Linked DNA regions of Homo sapiens: region 1 is linked to region 2. The links are chromatin loops, found by intact Hi-C in ENCODE. Cell type or tissue: endothelial cell of umbilical vein. All regions are shown on one strand. Each heading gives the region's core, and the rest is flanking DNA. Links, peaks and the distances in the headings are about the cores only. Region 1 overlaps DCST1 (DC-STAMP domain containing 1). Region 2 overlaps KRTCAP2 (keratinocyte associated protein 2).

The links. Hi-C counts contacts between places; a loop is a spot of excess contacts. Peaks named below come from ENCODE experiments on the same cell type or tissue, not always from the same donor. Only the 100,000 strongest peaks of a DNase experiment are listed, where the experiment ranks them.
Region 1: a loop joins it to region 2, with 8 times the contacts of the local background. A loop is called at or near these places in 5 of 110 quality-filtered maps.

The regions. Positions count from the first base shown.
Region 1 is chr1:155,043,611-155,046,513 of GRCh38, reverse strand. It overlaps DCST1 (DC-STAMP domain containing 1), which reads right to left. Exons shown (of 17, transcript NM_152494.4): 11 at 522-621; 12 at 294-389; 13 at 28-154. It overlaps DCST1-AS1 (DCST1 antisense RNA 1), which reads left to right. Exons shown (of 4, transcript NR_040773.1): 3 at 359-554; 4 at 661-1,323. Among named protein-coding and RNA genes, the nearest start is that of ADAM15, 6.3 kb to the left of the region's middle. In endothelial cell of umbilical vein, for the core only: a CTCF peak has its summit at 1,425 (motif pointing left); a DNase peak (open chromatin) is centred at 1,453.
Region 2 is chr1:155,166,715-155,169,617 of GRCh38, reverse strand. It overlaps KRTCAP2 (keratinocyte associated protein 2), which reads left to right. Exons shown (of 5, transcript NM_173852.4): 5 at 58-210. The coding sequence ends at 178. Among named protein-coding and RNA genes, the nearest start is that of KRTCAP2, 5.1 kb to the left of the region's middle. RefSeq lists a silencer at 2,003-2,062. In endothelial cell of umbilical vein, for the core only: a CTCF peak has its summit at 1,579 (motif pointing right); DNase peaks (open chromatin) are centred at 1,617, 2,287 and 2,637; H3K4me3 peaks cover 278 bases; H3K27ac peaks cover 897 bases.

The DNA.
Region 1 (2,903 bases), core at 254-2,753, 120 kb after region 2:
TGGAATGTGTCTGGGGGATGGGCTTACTGCGGAAGGAGTACTGCAGGAAGGAGTGGTGGCGGATGGTGTCGAAGATGGAGTAGAGAGCCCAGTCCAAGCCACACAGCACCACCAGCAGCAGCAGAATGGGCAGTGTCTCCAGGAGCTCCCTCACCTGGCCAAGGAGCAGGAGGGGCAGAGCTGGGCAGTGCCATCTGCCTGGGCACGGAGCACTCTCTGGTGCCTTTTACCCTCCACCCTCACCTTCAGGCCTGTCTTTGCACCCAGGAGTCCGCTCCCCATGCTGTCCTCACCACATTGCTCATTTCTGAGGCCTGGATGGTGGGCTTGCAAGGGAAGATGACGGTTTTCTCCTCAGCTTTGCGGAGTGGCAGCAGAGTCCGTTTGCCCTGGAAAACAAATGTCCACACAGTTAGGAAGCCCAAGGGCCCTCTGCCCTTTCCTCTCTGCCTTCCTGGAGCATGAACCCACACAGGGCACACAGCAGCAAGGCATCCCCGGGCAGTGCCGTGCCCACTCACCAGCTTCTTCCTGCGGTCATCGATCTGGCAGAAGTAGGTACTGATGTAGATGTTGTCAAAACGAATGTCATGGTTATAGCTGTCCATGTAGGAGAAAGACCTGTGGGTGGATGGGCAGGGATGTCTCCATCTCTTCCAGGTTCTCCTCATCTATCCCCAAACATGGGCTTCCTTGAGGCACAGTCATTCAACCAACCAGCCAGCATTCATTGAGCACCATCTATGTCCTGGGCACTGCTAGGGGATGGTGATAACAGGGAGAAGACTCTGTCCCTGCCTTCCAATTGTGTAGAGGAAGACATCCCCCTACATGATGGGTGAGACATAGCAGAAGTGAGTAGGGGATGAGGTGGGGGCTCAGAGGAGGGCATGGTCAGCCTGTCTGGGAGGGAGTTGCATGTGTGCATCTGAGGTAGGGACAGGCATGCATCTTACAGGATGAATATCGAGCAGAGTTACAGAGAGGGGGAAACTCCTTGAGGTTTCAGGAATCACCTAATCCACTGTGACTCACAAATTCCTGCCTCTTGGCTTTGCCTGCAGCATATCTCCTGGAAGTGTGCTGGGGCAAAACTCATCCCAGACCACCATCTCCATCCTCCCCCAATACACCCTGGCTCTCCCTGGCTACCCTTGAGCACGGTGCACGTGTGCATGGGTGCATGCCTGCATATATAGCTATCCCCCATGTATTTCCCAAAGCCCTACATAATGCTTCAGTTTGCTAAGGAAAAAATGTTAATTACTGCAAATGTGTTTAAAACTGTAAAAGTACATTAAACAAACTCTGTAAAGTGTGAAACATTAGTTTCAATGCTATTGCTTCTGGGGCCCTGTAAAAATCCACATCTTTGCCTTTAAAACTACTGTAAGTGCAAAGACATACTGTGAGTGCCCTCTTGTGGAGAGGCTCACAGAGGTGGTGCCTGGGCTTCCTGAGCCAGGGCCTGCCCTCCCGCCAGCTGTCCTTTCAGTGCATGACCTCACCCAGCTTGAAAGCCTGGAAGTAGCTTTTGACTCTGTGCCTCCTTCCTTCCCTCCACAAGCTGGCTCTGAGCCTCGCTGCACCTTTCCCCTTCCCCCACCATCTCAAGCCATCTTCCTGCCATGCTCTACCCGGGCCAGGCTCCCTAACCTCCAACCCAGCCTGGCCTCCCGCCCTCCCTCCAGACTTCCTGAGGCCATCTTGCCACCACCGCCAGTTCCAGGTCTTCCTGCAGGGCTTTCCAGACTGTTCTGGTCATGCCCACTTCAGTTCTCCAGGCCAGCCTCTGCCCTCTGCATCCCATGGATACCAGGAGCCTTACGCAAGGGACACCCTTCTTTCCTTGACCACCGTTCCGCATCTGCGGCCATTTGGAGCCCAGTTATTGCCCTTCCAAGGGGCACCTTCCCAGCTCCCATACACGTCTCAAAAGCCAATCCATAGAATGGCCCTTGAACCATCTCTGTCTTGTGGGTGTCTCATGATCCCAACTAGATCATTAGCTTTTTTTTTTTTTTTTTTTTTTTGAGACAAGCTCTCACTCTGACACCAGGCTGGAATGCAGAATGCAGTGGCACAATCACAGCTCACTGCAGCTTCGACCTCCCAGTGATTCTCCTGCCTCAGCCTCCCAAGTAGCTGGGACTACAGGCATGTGCCCCACACCTGGCTGATTTTGTTCATTTTTTGTAGAGACGAGGTCTCACTGTGTTACCCAGGCTGGTCTCAAACACCTCAACTCAAGCCATCCTCCCACCTCGGCTTCCCAAAATGTTGGGATTACAGGAGTGAGCCGCCATGCCTGGCGATCATGAGCTTATTGGGGGCAGGAATAGAGCTCCTTCATCTTTGTCTTCCCATGGGGCCCTAGATACACACATACCCACTCACTTGCAGTCACTCTAGGCCCCCCACATAGGGGCAGACAGAGCAACAGCCCTGTGGCAGCCCTCACCCAAGCCCTGCCCATCTCAGGTGTTTGGGAGTGGAGATGGGAAATAGAGGGTCCAGAGACCAGCAGGGGAGCTAGAGCAGAGCAAGGCCCGGGGCAGCCCAGCTGGACACTGGGCTGGGTGGGGTTGAGGACTTTGTTCTAAATGGAGGGAAAGTCGCTGCCAACGCAGCAGGCAGGAGAAAATGAAAGCAAAATGGAAAGATAAAAATGGCACAAAGTCAGAGCCAAGGGGAATATGAAGGGCAAGAAAAAATCAAAAGTCAAAGCTAAACGTAAAAAAAAAAAATCAGTATTGGGATAAAGGCTGGAAGGAGGTGGATGAATGAAGACGGTTGGCCTTTTAAGGCAGTGGGAACATGGGTAATGTTCTTCTGACAAAATGTCCACTTTTCCTTTAACTTTGTGTAAACAAAGACAAAGGTAAATAATATTCAGATTCAGA
Region 2 (2,903 bases), core at 155-2,654:
GGCACCAGGCTGGCAGATGCCCACTGGTGCCATGACCTTTCTGTCTTCACCATATAGCTTCATCTTCTCCATGGTTGGTCTGTACTACATCAACAAGATCTCCTCCACCCTGTACCAGGCAGCAGCTCCAGTCCTCACACCAGCCAAGGTCACAGGCAAGAGCAAGAAGAGAAACTGACCCTGAATGTTCAATAAAGTTGATTCTTTGTAGCTCTGTGAGTTGTGATATGTTGTGGGTGTCATCTACCAGTATCCAGCTTAGATGTACAGAATGTTAAGACATTTGGGCACCTTCTGTTTTCAGACCTTGGGAATAGTGAGGCTTTCCTTCCTCCCACATTAATTTTTACCAGTTATCTGTTGAATACTGTCAGTGCCACTGGAGTGGCATATACTTGTGTGAGTCTCATCATGGAAGAAAAGTACATGAATGTTCTGCAGTCGTGTTCTTTGGGGAAAGGGGTAAAGGCTGCAATGCAGGAAGTCCTGTCCGTCAGTACCAGAAGGGATCTTGGAGCAAAAGAGTAAAGGAAGGAAAGGTCCCGTATACCTACACTGTTTCACGGGGTTCCACGTGGTATCTTTGCCACTCCAGCTCCCTGCCTTAAGCAAATCAGCCCCCTGCTGCAAGTGCATAGGTGGGACTTCTCTCCTGATGCTGTCCCTGGGACCTATCTGTTCTACTTCAGCATGAACATATGGCTGTGTTTAGAAAGACTCCCCAGGTGATCAACTGCTCCTAGCCTGTTTGTTCTGGTGCTTTCATTTTTTCCCCATCTTGTAGCCAAGACAATGGGAACTTCCTAAATTGTAGCGAAGTATATAAAACAATAGGAGCAAGGACACCAACCTCTGAGCCCACCTTGATGGAAATGCAGGTGGCTACTTGCACCCTGCCCTGTCTGTGCTCTGTCATGAGGAACAACTCTATGCAGAGTGCCCGTCCTAGGTGCCGTCCCTCGTGCTGAATGGCGTGTGTTTTAGGGTATACACCTCATCTTGGTCAGCTTTGTTTTTTCCAGAGCCTGATAATGGACAATAAAGACTGGTGGGTTGGGCCAGCCATGGTGGCTCAAGCCAGTAATCCCAGCACTTTGGGAGGCTGAGGTGGGTGGATCACTTGAGGTCAGGAGTTTGAGACTAGCCTGGCCAACATGGGGAACCCCATCTCTATGAAAAATGCAAAAATTAGCCAGGTGTGGTGGTGTGTGCCTGTAGTCCCAGCTACTTGGGAGGCTGAGGCACGATAATCGCTTGAACCCAGGAGGTGGAGGTTGCAGTGGGTGGAGATTGCGCCACTGCACTCCAACCTGAACGACAGTGAAACTCTGTCTCAAAAAAAAAAAAGGTGGGTTAGTTGAATGAAATAACCTGCCCTGACAAACAAAATCCTGTCCATAGGTGCCTGAGTTAGGGAATAAGACTCAGTGAAGATGAAGAAGTGAGTAGAGGAGTTTTGGTCAGGGATTAGAGGCCACCCCACTCCACTCCCATCTTTGGCTAGAACACTTGCCCTTCCGTAACCTGCCCAAGGAGGATGTGCTAGGCAGTTTATCCAAAACGCCTGCAGGGGGCGCTATGGACTCACGTCTGCCTCCTGGAAGCCAGCGGCACCCTCCTAGGCAAGCTATCCCTGAGGGCCGGGAGTGGCGTTAGTTGCTGCTGGGTCCGTCAGTGTGGAAGCCAGCCTTCTTAGAAGACTCGGAAGACTGGTCCATTTGGAAGGACTGAATCCTGAATTAAGCCTCTTCTCCCCCTAGGCTGGGAGTGGAGGCGGAAAGTTCAGTGGAGACCAGAGAGAGCCTCCCTGAGAAGATCTGGCTCTGACTCACCCGTACTGATGGTTGGGGAGGGCGGTGGGTTGTGATATATGAGACCCTCTGGGAGAGGACGAGGTTGTCCAAGTTGGTCTCTGGGCCTAAAGGGAGGCTGGATTGGCTCTAAGTCTCACTGTCAAACCTCGACTTTGTCCTAACCCGTGGGAGCACTGGGCAGAGGGTCAGGTCCCAGTCCAGGTGAGCACAGACACAGCCTAGGGCGGGGAGGGGGGAAGGGAGTGGCGGGGGACGGGATGGGGGGAGACTGGGGATCCGGCCACCAGAGGGCATCATGCCTTCCACAACGAGAGCTGGCTTTGGTGGGGACCAGCAGCGAGCATCATCTCTATGGCTAGGGGAGGGTGGGGAGGAGCCGGAGAGCAGGTGCCAGGGCAGTGCCAAGGGATCTGAGCACCTACTGCCACCCACTGCGTAGGCACCATGGGCAGCATGTGGCCCAGGAATAATGACGCCTTCCTCAGGGAATGAGTACATTTACAAGGCAGGTTGGCGCCAACGTCGCAGCTCTGCACCCTGCCTGGTTGCAGGCTGCCTGCACCTGACCTGCCAATTAACCCTGGCAGGGGTATCACAGCCACCTAATCACCATCATTAAGTAAGGGGGCGTGAGGACTCCATGGCTGCCAGAGCCCTGAGGGTGAGAAGGGCAAAGGTGCTAACCTCTTGGCCCCTGGACTTCTGGGGCTCAGTTCCACCCCGGAGGAGGCGGTAGGCCTGAGGGAGAGAGAGGCGGTAGGCCTGAGGGAAAGAGAGGCGTCCCCGCCCCTGGGGGACAGAGGGAAGCCAGATGTTTCCTCCTGCTCCCTCACACGTGGCCCTAACACCCGCCGGCGCCCGCAGCCAGCTCCGGAAACAGGAGTAAATAATGCAGGGGATGGGGCTGCGGGGAGTGCGGGAGGGCGCTCGCTCTGCGGGTTCCTGGGGGCAGAAGGGATGCCTCCAGAGAAAAGGGAGAGCAGTAGGAATGTGAGACCAAGGGCAAGGAGGCTGACTCCCTGAGGACTGGCACTTAGGCCGTGCTGGCGGGTCAGGGCGGGAGGGTGGGGGCGCCCAGGGCAGGCAGGG